Linked DNA regions of Homo sapiens: region 2 is linked to region 1. A link is an interaction called in ENCODE POLR2A ChIA-PET data of the cell type or tissue named here. Cell type or tissue: PC-9. All regions are shown on one strand. Each heading gives the region's core, and the rest is flanking DNA. Links, peaks and the distances in the headings are about the cores only.

Region 1 (9,440 bases), core at 2,905-6,904:
TCTGTTGCTGTCTCCCTTGTGTGGCGGAGGAAACTGAGGCACAGGGAGGAGAAGGGGTTGCCTCGGGGTCTCACGCTGTTAGTTCAGCGAACTTGACTTACCTCAAGACAGGCTGGCTACAGACGTGCACCCACTTCACCAGGGCGGTGCTGATTAAGTGCCACAAAACGTGGGAAATGTGCCAGGCACGGTGGCTCACGCCTATAATCCCAGCACTTTGGGAGGCTGAGGCGGACGGATCACCTGAGGTCAGAAGTTTGAGACCAACCCGGTCACCGTGGTGAAACCCCCCGTCTCTACTAAAAATACAAAACTTAGCCAGGTGTGGTGGTGCTCGCCTGTAATTCCAGCTACCCAGGAGGCTGAGGCAGGAGAATCGCTTGAACCCAGGAGTCGGAGGTTGCGGTGAGCAGAGATCGTGCCATTGCACTCCAGCCTGGGGTATAGAGCAAGACTCTGTTTCAAAAAAAAAAAAAAACAGAAAAAGTGTGAAACTCTTAGCTAGCCTAGGGATGGAGAAGCAGTAGGTGATTAGTAATTGCATAGGAGGGCGTCACGGAGGGCTGAGCCATGGATGGCGGTGGCGCTGGCTCCCCAAGCTCTGTCATTGCCCCCAGTGCCCTGTTCACTTAGATGCTCAGTAAATGCTCCAGGAAACTGCAGCACAAGGAATAATGAACTTGGAGCGGGGAAGAGCTGGCTTTGTCCCGGGAGAGCTCGGGCAAGAGGCCTCGCATGTCTGTGCCTCCCTTTTCCCCTTTGTGAGACGGGGTATACCCAGTGCCTCGTCACTCTGTGGCTGTTGTTATGATTAGGATCATTTCCTGCTGGAGGCACTGCTGGGGGCTCCGTGAGATGGTGAATGACAAGTGGTGGATACGTGGGACTGAGATTCCTCCCCCGACACTCAAAACCCCATGGGCGGCCGGGCATAGTGGCTCACACCTGTAATCTCAGCACTTTGTGAGGCTGAGGCAGGCGGATCACCTGAGGTCAGGAGTGCGAGACCAGCCTGGCCAATATGGTGAAACCCCATCTCCACTAAAAATACAAAAATTAGCCGTGTGTGGTGGCGAGCACCTGTAATCCCAGCTGCTTGGGAAGCTGAGGCAGGAGAACCACTTGAACCCGGGAGGCGGAGGTTGCAGTGAAGCGAGATCGGGCCACTGCACTCCATCCTGGGAGATAAGAGAGAAACTCTGTCTCAAAAACAAAAACAAACAAACCAAAAAAACCACGGGAGTTTTCTGGGGTCGCTGTGGGTCACCCCCCAGTTGGGCCTGGAGGGGATTTGGGGACCCGGAAGCAAAGGATTCTGTGTGTCCTGCCTATCTCCCAGGATCAGGAGCTCCAGGGAAACCCTCCCTGGAGTCCCTTCTTTGTTTGCTCCATGCTGGGTGATGCCAGGGCCCCCCAAGAGGTGTCAGTCCCAACCTCAGCCACAAGCAACTCCCAGTCTTGGGAGACAGACTGGGACAGGTACCCCCCACCCTGTGGAGTCAGGGTGGGCTGGAGGAACAGGAGCAGGGAGCCGGAAAGGAGGCTGGACTCCGGACAGGTGACAATCATGCAATTGCTGTCCTCTGTAGGGCAATGTGAAGGCTGGGGCGTGGGGACCCGTCCCCCCATTAGCCAGGGTAACAGAGTGGGGAGGGGTCGTTGACAGAGCGGAGGGGTACTCCAGGGTGGTGCTCAGTGAGGCGAGTGTAGAGTTGAGAAGAAGGAAGTTCCCAGGGGTGGGCAGGAAACCCATGTCTGACCTTTGACCTTTGCAGCTACCCGGTGGTTCCTGATCCTGATTCCGGACCCTTCCCAGCGGCGTCGTCGGCGGCTGCTAGTGGGGGAAGGAGGGCTGGGGGCTGCCACGGGTGCCCAACCAGCCATTTCTCTGGGTTGGCCAGACCCACCCAGAGCCCCCCAGAGCTGGGCAGGAGGAGAACATCCTCCGTAATGGGGGCAATGTAGTCTGAGTGAACCCAGCATTACAGTTTAGAGTTCTGGAGTTGAGTTCTGACTGTGCCACCTACCAGCTTTGTGGCCTTGGAGAAGTGACTTTCCCTCCCTGGGCCTCAGTTTTCTCCTGTCCGAAGTGGAGATAGCCAGGTGCAGTGGCTCACACCTGTAATCCCAGCAGTTAGGGAGGCAGAGGTGGGAGAATCGTTGGAGCCCACAAGTTCAAGACCCTGTTCTAAAAAAAAAAAAACCCAAAAAACAAAAACAAAACAAAAATCAAGTGAAGACAACATAGCCAGTTTTTTTTGTTTTTTTTTTTTGTTTTTTTTTTTTTTTTTTGAGATGGAGTCTGGCACTGTTCCCCAGGCTGGAGTGCAGTGGCACTATCTTGGCTCACCACAGCCTCTGCCTCCTGGGTTCAAGGGATTCTCCTGCCTCAGCCTCCTGAGTAGCTGGGACTACAGGCACGCGCCAGCATGCCTGGCTAATTTTTTGTATTTTTAGTAGAGACAGGGTTTCACCAGGCTGGTCTCAAACTCCTGACCTCGTGATCCGCCTGCGTCGGCCTCCCAAAGTGCTCGGATTACAGGCGTGAGCTACCTCACCTGGCCAACAACATAGCCAGTTTTGAAGTACTTGACGTCATGCCTGGAACATACTCAGTCTTAATAAATGATGGCCTTTTTTTTTTGAGACAGAGTCTTGCTCTATTGCTCAGGATGGAGTGCAGTGGTGCGATCTCGGCTCACTGCAACCTCTGCCTCCAGAGTTCAAGCAATTCTCCTGCCTCAGCCTCCCAAGTAGCTGGGATTACAGATGTGCAGCACTACTGCTCAGCTAATTTTTGTATTTTTAGTAGAGACGGGGTTCCACCATGTTGACCAGGCTGGTCACAAACTCCTGACCTCAGGTGATCCACCTGCCTTGGACTCCCAAAGTGCTGAGATTACAGAATGAACCACCGCACCGGGCAATGATGGCATTTTTTAAGATGTGAGGGCTGGATCATGCCTGGCCTCTGATGTCAGGCTGAGGAACTCAGACATAGGGGAGGGGCAGTATTCCCAGCTGCCGGTGCCCCAGGCCTGTGAGAGCACTGGGGAAAGGAGAGCATGATGGGGATGAAGTGTGGGTGACCAGGGTCCAGCAGAGGAGCTGAGGCTGGGTGCAGTGTCTGGGCCAATGCCAGTAGATGTGGGTCTTGGTGTACACTTAAGATCTTGGCTGTTCTTCATTGTATATAGAAGATGTTGCATCTATGTATGTATGAATGTGATACCAGTTGACAAGGAAAAATAAAGGCAACCTCAAACTCCCAGAAAACAAAAAGCCCCCCGGACCTGATGGTACTGATGTGCCACAATTTTGAACAGTTGTCACCATGTGAGAAGCAGAGTTTTAAATATACATACCAATGTTATTTGTATCAAGCCCAAAAACAATATTTGGTGTCCTTTTCTAATTTGATCTCACACCTTTAATTTGTAATGTTTCTGTTTTGGATCATTTGTTATATTAGCTGATTTAACTTTGTAACTTTTTGTTTGTTTGTTTTGAGGCAGAGTTTTCTCTTGTCGTCCAGGCTGGCATGCAATGGCATGATCTTGGCTCACTGCAACCTCCACCTCTGGGTTCAAGTGATTCTCCTGCCTCAGCCTCCTGAGTAGCTGGGATTACAGGTGCACACCACCATGCCTAGCTAATTTTTTTTTTTTTTTTGGTATTTTTTAGTACAGATGGGCTTTCGCCATGTTGGCCAGGCTGGTGTCGAACTCCTGACCACAGGTGATCCACCCACCTCATCCTCCCAAATTGCTGGGATTACAGGCGTGAGCCACCACGCCAGGCCTGATTTTTTTTTTTTTTTTTTTTTTTTTTTTTTTTTTTTTTTTTTTAGCAAAAAGGGTAGGCTGGGGGTCGTGGCTCACACCTGTAATCCCAGCACTTTGGGAGGTCGAGGCGGGTAGATCACGAGGTCAGGAGTTCGAGACCAGCCTGGCCAATATGGTGAAACCCCATCTCTACTAAAAATACAAAAATTAGCTAGATATGGTGGCGGATGCCAGTACTCCCAGCTACACGGGAGGCTGAGGCAGAAGAATTGCTTGAACCTGGGAGGTGGAGGTTGCAGTGAGCCCAGATCGTGCCACTGCACTCTAGCCTGGGCTACAGAGTGAGACTCCATCTCAAAAAAAAAAAAAAAAAAAAAGGTAAAGATAGACCTTCCTCTTTTTGCACAGTATTATGTCTTTGAGATTCATTGACTCCTATGGCTGGCTGTTTAGGTTTTCACCAGATACAGTACCATAAAATTATGAATGGACACTTAGATTTTTTCTGAGTTAGTTTTTCAATAAATAAAAGAAGATTTAAAATCAAATTTCCTGGCTGGGTGCGGTGGCTCACATCTGTAATCCAAAGCACTTTGGAAAGCCAAGGCAGGCGGATCACTTGAGTCCAGGAGTTTGAGACCAGCCTGGGCAACATGTTGAAATCCCATCTCTTCAAAAAATACAAAAATTAGCCGGGTGTGGTAGTCCCAGCTACTTGGGAGGCTGAGGCAGAGAATTGCTTGAATCCAGGAGGCACAGGTTGCAGTGAGCCGAGATCACACCACTGCACTCCAGCCTGGGTGACAGAGTGAGACCCGGTCTCAAAAAAAAAAAAAAAAAAAAAAAGAAAGAAAGAAAGAAAGAAAGAAAGAAAGAAAATCAAATTTCCAGAAATGAATGAAATTACTGGGTCTCAAAGTGGGCACATTTTTACATTTTGATAGTTGTCACCAATTTGTCCTTCAAAGAGGTTGTTTTCATTGACATCTTTGCCTGCGATGTCTGAAATCTCCAAACATGGACTTTATGAAAATGTTCTGTTTGTGTCCTTGGCCAGAAAAATCTGGAGGGAGAATGTGAGTGCCTGATCAAGAATCTACATGAAGTCAAATGCATCAGCCCTGATGTGAGTGTTGGGTTTTTTCCTGAAAACAATTTGTCATGTTCACAGGAAATTTTGCACATGAATCCCTTCAAATTCCCTTGGAGGGGCATCAGAAAATCAGGCTTGCTTTTTAAACCCTTTTGTTTTTCTAAACAGAAAACAATTGATTTGGTTTCATTTGTTTGTTTGAGTGGAGAAGGAAAAACTGTCATGAGGAAGTCAACTCTGTGTCACTCCCTGAAAACTGACACTGAAGTCCTCATGGAGACACGAGTTAAAAAAAAACAAAATCACTCAGAACTTCAGGAAGGTCCTTGAGGAAGTGATATTTCTGGTGAAGAAGGATTTCAGTGAAGTTCAGAAAACCTTCCACTATTTTGTTTTTTTTTTTTTGAGACGGAGTGTTGCGCTGTTGCCCAGGCTGGAGTGCAGTGGCACGATCTTGGCTCACTGCAAGCTCCGCCTCCTTCCGGGTTCATGCCATTCTCCTGCTTCAGCCTCTAGAGTAGCTGGGGACTACAGGCTAATTTTTTGTGCCTTTAGTAGAGATGGGGTTTCACCGTGTTAGCCAGGATGGTCTCGATCTCCTGACCTCGTGATCCACCCACCTCGGCCTCCCAAAGTGCTAGGATTACAGGCGTGAGCCCCTGCGCCTGGCTTTTTTTTTTCTTTTTCTTTTTTTGTTTTTTTTGAGACGGAGTCTCGCTCTGTCGCCCAGGCTGGAGTGCAGTGGCGCCATTTCGGCTCACTGCAACCTCTGTCTCCCAGGTTAGAGCAATTCTGGCTCAGCCTCCTAAGTAGATGGGACTACAGGTACACACTACCACCCCCGGCTAATTGTTATATTTTTAATAGAGACTGGGTTTCACCATATTGGACAGACTGGTCTTGAACTCCTGACCTCAAGTGATCCTCCTAACTCAGCCTCCCAAAATGCTGGGATTACAGGCATTAGCCACTGCACCGGGCCAACCCTCCACTTTTATGTCTGTGAGTTTGGTTTTTGGTTAATCGAAGTGAAGTTAAGTTTTGTGCTTTTGGAGGTGACGGAGGCAGCGAAGAGAGTCCCTCTGTGGGGTGGGGGAAACCTGTGCTCTCTGGGACTCTGTGTTCCCTGCTGAAAAACAGGGACCTAGGCTGGGCGTGGTGGCTCACGCCTGTAATCCCAGCACTTTGGGAGGCTGAGGCAGGCAGATCACCTGAGGCCAGGAGTTTGAGACCACCCTGACCAACATGGAGAAACCCCGTCTCTACTAAAAATACAAAACTAGCCAAGTGTCCTGGCGCATGCCTGTAATCCCAGCACTGGGGAGGCTGAGGCAGAAGAATCGCTTAAACCCGGGAGGTGGAGGTTGCAGTGAGCTGAGACTGCGCCATTGCACTCCAGCCTGGGCAACAACAGTGAAACTCGGTGTCATAAATAAATAAATAAATAAAAAGAAAAACAGGGACCTACTTCCTTGCCTGTGACTGGAGGGCTGGAAAGGTCAGGTTGCAACTAGCCCATGTCCCCTCCTGCCAAGGCCACTGTGGGCTTTCCATTTTTGTCCCCTACCCCTGTCCCTCCAGCTATGGGAGGGGAGGTCCAGTGTGGCCACGGATAGGGATTACCCAGGATGGTGCCCTGGAGACAGGGGTAGACAGACAGAGATAACCAGAGACAGAAAGACACTTAAAGAGATGACCAGCAGAGGGCGGGTGCTGTTGCTCACGCCTGTAATCCCAGCACTTTGGGAGGCCGATGCAGGTGAATCACCTGAGGTCAGGAGTTCGAAACCAGCCTGGCCCAACATGGTGAAACCCTGTCTCCACTAAAAATAAAAATATTGGCCAGGCGCAGTGGCTCACACCTGTAATCCCAGCACTTGGAGGCCGAGGCGGGCGGATCATGAGGTCAGGAGTTCAAGACCAGCCTGGCCAACATGGCGAAACCCCATCTCTACTAAAAAAAATACAAAAATTAGCTAGGTGTGGTGGCACGTGCCTGTAATCCCTTGGGAGTCTACTTGGGAGGCTGAGGCAGGAGAATCACTTGAACCCAGGAGGCGGAGGTTGCAGTGAGCCGAGACCACGCCACTGCACTCCAGCCTGGCGACAGAGCGAGACTCCGTCTCAAAAAAAAAAAAAAAAAAAATTAGCCCAGTGTAGTGGCACGTGCCTGTAATTCCAGCTACTTGGGAAGGTGAGGCAGGAGAATCATTTGAACCAGGGAGGTGGAGGTTGCCGTGAGCCGAGATCACGCCACTGCACTCCAGCCTGGGGAACAGAGCAAGATTCCGTCTCAAAAAAAAAAAAAAAAAAAAAAAAGGCTGGGTGCGGTGGCTCAGGCCCATAATCCCAACACTTTGGGAGGCCAAGGCAGGTGGATCACCTGAGGTCAGGGGTTCAAGACCAGCCTGGCCAACATGGTGAAATCCTGTCTCTACTAAAAAAAAAAAAAAAAAAAAAAAAATTTGCTGGCTGTGGTTATGCGCACCTGTAATCCCAGCTACTCAGGAGGCTGAGGCAGGAGAATCACTTAAACTGAGGGGGCGGAGGTTGCAGTGAGCCAAAATCGCACCATTGCACTCTAGCCTAGGCAAAAAGAGCGAAACTCCATCTCAAAAAAAAAAGAAAGAAAGAGAGAGATGATCAACAGAGACCAAGAGGGATCATTAGACAGGTGGAGGCAGGGAGACAGAACAAGGACAGCTCAGTGGCTGGCTCTGTAGGGTGGGAGGCAGGTCTCACTGAGAAGTGCTGTTTGCCTCTCTGGGCATCCAGGGAGCCTCAGTGCAGACCAAGTTCTCAGCCTACCCTCCTCAAGTCACCTCGAATACTCACCGACTCTTGTCTTATGACTTCCCTGGGGTTCAAAGCCTCCAGCCTCAAATTCCCCGCTTCCCAAAATTCTTTGACACTAGTTCTGCCTGTGCCCCTCCTACTTACACATCTGCCATGGCTCCCTATCACCCTCCATCCCCAGAACTGATTTTTTTTTTTTTTGGAGACGGAGTCTCGCTCTGTCGCTCAGGCTGGAGTGCAGTGGCGCGATCTCGGCTCACTGCAACCTCTGCTTCCCGGGTTCAAGCAATTCTCCTGCCTCAGCCTCCGGAATAGCTGGGTTTACAGATGCCCATGACCACACCCAGCTATTTTTTTGTATTTTTAGTAGAGATGGGGTTTCACCATGTTGGCCGGGCTGGTCTCGAACTCCTGATCCCAAGTGATCAGTGCGCCTTGGCCTCCCAAAGTGTTGGGATTACAGGAGTGAGCCACCACGGCTGGCTCAGAACTGATGTTCAGTGGTCCCTCGGGTATGGTCAAGATGGAGCCAGCAGTGGAAATAAATGCATAATGGTGACAATGACTTAGTTCCCATGGACAGCCCTGTGCCCTGCCCTTTACACGGGCCAGTTCTTGGACCACACAGCGCCGTGGTGAGGGGGTCTTGCGTCCCTGGGGTCCTGGCTGGGGCGAGGCCAGTCTCCAGGCTTCCAGCTCTGGCTGACTCCAGAAGGAGGAACCGTTTCCTGCTGGCTTCTGGATTGACGCCAGGGCCGGGGGAGGTGGTCTCAGACCCACCCTGTCCGACTCTCAAACTCTGGGCCCTCAGGAGGCTGCAACTGGATCTGCTGGCTGGGGCGGCCCCTGGTGGCCGTTGGCGGAACACAACAGCTAGATCTCCCCTTCCCGCAGCCTCATTTTCCCCATAGGCAGAGCCTCCAGATGAGCCCCCTCTCAGGTGAAGGTCCTGATCAGGCACCTACAAACCCCAGGTGGATGGGAGGATCGTGAGCAGGACTGGCTAAAGGGGGTGGTGTCAGAGTTCCAAGAGCTTCCAATCCCCTCTCTACACCGGCCTCTTAGGAATTTTTTAAATTTATTTTTATGTACTTAGTTTTTGAGTAACAGGTCTCACTCTGTCACCCAGACTGGAGTGCAGTGGCTACGATCTCAGCTCACTGCAACCTCCACCTCCAGGGTTCAAGCGATTCTCCTGGCACAGCCTCCCGTGTAGCTGGGACTACAGGTGTGCACCACCACGCCCGGCTAATTGTTATTTGTATTTACTTATTTATTTTTTTGAAATGGAGTCTCGCTCTGTTGCCCAGGCTGGAGTGCAGTGGTGCAATCTGGGCTCACTACAACCTCTGCCTCCCAGATTCAAGCGATTCTCCTGCCTCAGCCTCCCAAGTAGCTGGGATTACAGACGCCCACCACCTCGCCCTGCTAATTTTTGTATTTTTAGTAGAGATGGGGTTTCACCATGTTGGCCAGGCTGGTCTTGAACTCTTGACCTCAGATGATCCACCTGCCTCGGACTCCCAAAGTGCTGGGATTACAGGTGTGAGCCACCGTGCCCAGCCTATTCATTTAGTTTTTGAGACAGGGTCTCACTCTGTCGCCCAGGCTGGAGTGCAATGGAGTGATCTTGGCTTACTGCAACCTCTACCCCCAGGGTTCAAGCGATTCTCCTGCCTCAGCCTCCCAAGTAGCTGGGACTACAGGTGCGCACCACCACGCCTGGCTAATTTTTAAACTTTTTGTAAAGATGGTGGTCTCCTTAC
Region 2 (4,000 bases), core at 1-4,000, 460 kb after region 1:
CCCGAGTAGCTGGGACTACAGATGCCCACTACCACGCCCAGCTAAGTTTTATATTTTTAGTAGAGACAGGGTTTCACCATTTTGGCCAGGATGGTTTCGATCTCTTGATCTCTTGATCTGCCTACCTCAGCCTCCCAAAGTGCTGGGATTACAGGCGTAAGCCACTGTGCCCAGCCTCAGTCCTTTCTCCTAAAGCACCATGAACTCATTCCAGTCTTTAGACCTTTGAATATGCTGTTCTGTTCACCGGGGGTGTCTTTTCCCTCCTATTCTTCAGGAACCAAATGCTGACTGATCTTTTAAATCTCAATTCAAACGTCACCTCCTCCAGGCAGCCCTCCACTACCCACCCTAGCAGTAGACCGACCTGGACACAGACAGTGAGGAGGAAGCTGTCAAAGTCCTGGGGGCTGCGGCGGAGAACATAGGAGCCAGGACGTGAGCCCCCAGTCTTGAGCTTGTTGATGGCAAAGTCCAGACTGTGGGGGAAGGTGAGAGGGAATGGGGAGGAGTCAGAGATAGAAGAAGACAGAGAGACCTGGGCTCAAATTCAGGTACCTCTGTAGCCCTGGGATCCTTGCCAGGTGACACCCTCCCCCCATTTATAAAATCAGCCATGGGCCAGGCGCCGTGGCTCACGCCTGTAATCCCAGCATTTTGGGAGGCCGAGGCAGGTGGATCACGAGGTCAGGAGATCAACACCATCCTGGCTAACACCGTGAAACCCCGTCGCTACTGAAAATACAAAAAAATAGCCGGGCGTGGTGGCGAGCACCTGTAGTCCCAGCTACTCGGGAGGCTGAGGCAGGAGAATGGCGTGACCCTGGGAAGCAGAGGTTGCATTGAGCCGAGATCGTGCCACTGCACTCCAGCCTGGGCGACAGAGCCAGACTCCGTCTCAAAAAAAAAAAGAAAAAAGAAAATCAGCCGTAAGTCTTGGCCTCTTCTGGGAGATTGTTTGTTTGTTTGTTTGTTTTAATAGAGACAGGGTCTTGCTTGGTTGCCCAGGCTGGAGTGCAATCTCAGCTCACTGCAGCCTCCAACTCCTGGGCTCAAGTGATCCTCCTGCCTCAGCCTCCGGAGTCGCTGGGACTACAGGTCAACCACCACACCCAGCTATTTTTTTTTCTTTTTTTGTAGAGATGGGGTCTCTCCTGTTGCCTAGACTTGTCTCCAACTCCTGAGTTCAAACAATCCTCCTGCCTTGGCCCCTCAAAGCGCTGCGATTGCAGGTGTGCCCCACTATGCCTGGCCCTTCCTGGGAGATTAAACAAGAGGCTGTAGGTGAAGGTGGGCGACTTGTCCATCTCCAGGAAATGGCCCTGGGGTCAGAGAGAGAGAGAGTAGTGGTCGCCCTGTGAAGCAGAAGGAATACTTCAGCTTCACTGAGCGCTGACTGTGCGGCAGGTGTGGTTTGAAAACTTGACCCCTGTCCAGGGCTCCTGGAAGGTGAGGACACTGAGGCATAGAGAAGGGGAGGGGCCCTGAGTGGCCACAGAGGCCGGGAATGGGGGACAGGTCCTTACGTGATGGGGCCGTGGCACTGCTCGGCCACTTCCTCCAGCAGCCTCGGCGGTGCCACCTCCTTGCAGAAGAAGTGCTGGGAGTCCGTGGTCAGCCGGAAGTAGCCGTCCACGAGCGCCACGAACGACAGAGCCTCGGGCAGCCCTGGGAACTCGGCCTCCTGCGAGGGACAAGCGTCAGAGCCCAGTGAAACCCGAGGGTGCCGGTCCCGCCCTCGGGGTAAGGCTGAAGGGGAGGGGAATCCTGCACCCACTAAAATCTGGTTGTCTGTCCTGGTAACAGTGACCAGGCGGTGCTCTCCGGCCGGGCCAACGCGCGGGGCCTGCTTGATGCTAATGTCTACGATTTCTGGAAAGTCGCAGAAGGGCTGGAGGACCTGGGAAGGAGGGGGAGTACCGAAGTGGGGGCCCAGCTGGACCCCGCCAAACCACGCCCATGAACCCACCCCCAAGCCACACCATCCACTCCCTATCCCTTTGCCATTCAACCCTTCCAAGCCGCGCCCCCTCCTATCAACTCCAACCTCTCAACACCTCCCCTACCCATCCCCAAACATCTCCCACCCGCTCTGCCAATCCCCGCCTCCTTCTCTCTGCCGGACCCCGCCCCTTGATCCCTGCCCCGCTTCGCAGCCTCCCAGCTCTCGGAGCCTCACTCTGCCTCTTAGTCTTGCCTCGTTCCAGCGCCCACCCACCCACTCCTCAACCCCTCCCATTTTCATTCCCGGGTCGCTCAGCCCAACCCTTCACTCAGTTTGCCCCTCCCATTCCCGCAGTCTCCTCCCTCACTAAGCCCCGCCCCTCATTAAGCCTCGCCCACTTCCCCAAGTCTTTCGTTTTGGCTCCGCCCCACATCCCCTACCACTCTCCGGCCCCTCCCCGAGCCCCGCCCCCACGTTGGCCCCGCCCAGCGGGGGAGTCCGCCCTCACCTCCTGTTCTCCCTGGGTCCAGGCGATGCCGCCGTCACCAGCCACGCGGAGCAGCCCCAGCCCGTCGTGGCCACCAAGGGCCCCAGGGAGGCCCACGTGGAAGGTCTCGGCGGCCCCGGCTGGATCCAGCCGCTCCAGGTCCATGATGTACTTGGCCATGAGCGAGTGCCGGTCTGCCTGGCAGGCGGCCACGCGGCGCAGGGCTCTGCGCACCGTCCTCCGAATACGCCTCCGCGTCACGAAGCTCAGGCCCTGGATCAGGTCGCGCAGGCTTGGGGGTAGGCAGGCCTTGTAGCTGCAGGGGTTGGAGGGGAGGGAGCCGGCCCTCAGCGTCGGGAGGGGTCCCCGCGGGGACACACACAAACCCAGGCTTTAGCCCAGGGGCTGGGGTGCGGCCCTAGTTGGGGCACCAGGCACACACAGACTCTCATTCAGGGTCAGGTATGAGGACCGGACCTCAGAGTAGGGGAGGGCCATTGGCGCCCACAGGTCGGACAGGGACCCCACAGGCCTTTTAGCTGGGGGAGGTCAGGTGTCTGTCCAGCTGGAGCCTGGGGGTGGAGAGGGCTGGGTTCGTGGGAGGCCCTGGGTCATAGGAACACCCTGAAAGCTTGCAGGAGAACTCCATGGTGGGAGCCCGGCAAAGCCCCGATGGAGCCCACGTTGCTCACTCCCAAGCAGAGGCCGTCCCCACAGCCTGGTGGCTCTCACCTGACAGTCTTCAGCAGCTCTCCCGGCCGCTGGGCCTGCTCTCGCGCCATCCGGGCCAGGTCCAACACGGCCAGGCTGAGACACTCACCCTGCTCCTTGAGACTGAGGCCCACGGGGAGGCGCCCACTCACCAGGTCACTGCGGTGCTGGGGGGCCGCCACAGGGAGCATCAGCTGAGGCCACCCAACTTCAAGCCCTGTTGTTAACCTGCAGACCCCCCCAATCCTGGGCTGACCCCCACCCCTGGACTGCCACAGGGAGGGTCAGACGAGGCCCCACCTGATTGCATGCCAGTCCTCATGTTGCCCCTTGGACCCCCAACCCCCTGGGTCAAACCCCAGGCAGAACCCCACCTGGGCAAAGAGGTGCTCCAGGACTGGCAGGTCAAGGATAGCACTGGCCAAATCCTTGCGTAGCCCGAAGCGGTGGCACTTCTCCAGCCCAAACCAATTGGGGAAGTAAAAGCTGTGAGGAGAGGAGAGAACCCTGGGATGAAAGTGCAACCCAGCCTCAGTAGGAGTGACATTATGGTGGGGGCGAGGGACAGATTCTGCGGAGGCCTCACAGAGCCCAGCTTGTACCTTTAACTTGCTGTGTGACCTTGGGCAAGTGACCCACCCTCTCTGGTCTGTTTCCTCATCTGAGAAATGGGTAGTGACCATACCTCCCTGGGGCAGGGGTGTGGGCACCTCGAAATGCAAGGAGATGATAAAATTGTACAATCCCTGGGGGCTGGGGGGCACTTCCTACCGAATCCTGTACAGCAGGACTTGGGTGCTGGCATCCTCCACGGAGAAGATGTGGCTCGGGGGGAACCAGCAGGACAGGTCCTCCGT

The links. ChIA-PET counts read pairs that join two places held together with the same protein. Peaks named below come from ENCODE experiments on the same cell type or tissue, not always from the same donor. Only the 100,000 strongest peaks of a DNase experiment are listed, where the experiment ranks them.
Region 2: POLR2A ChIA-PET joins it to region 1 with 6 read pairs; 3 of 35 experiments call an interaction of 5 or more read pairs at or near these places.

Annotation. Positions count from the first base shown.
Region 1 is chr19:17,377,653-17,387,092 of GRCh38, forward strand. LOC105372298 (a long non-coding RNA gene) reads right to left here and starts at 2,120. Exons shown (of 3, transcript XR_936362.3): 1 at 2,028-2,120; 2 at 1,761-1,834; 3 at 1,138-1,178. RefSeq lists an enhancer at 1,508-2,396. In PC-9, for the core only: a CTCF peak has its summit at 6,546 (motif pointing right); a DNase peak (open chromatin) is centred at 5,269; H3K4me3 peaks cover 661 bases; H3K27ac peaks cover 723 bases.
Region 2 is chr19:17,839,863-17,843,862 of GRCh38, forward strand. JAK3 (Janus kinase 3) reads right to left here. Exons shown (of 24, transcript NM_000215.4): 3 at 3,915-4,000; 4 at 3,518-3,629; 5 at 3,165-3,310; 6 at 2,454-2,748; 7 at 1,778-1,900; 8 at 1,527-1,684; 9 at 368-479. Among named protein-coding and RNA genes, the nearest start is that of JAK3, 6.1 kb to the right of the region's middle. RefSeq lists silencers at 2,201-2,437, 2,330-2,419. In PC-9, for the core only: no CTCF peak of the experiment used is centred there; a DNase peak (open chromatin) is centred at 2,259; H3K4me3 peaks cover 2,548 bases; H3K27ac peaks cover 1,375 bases.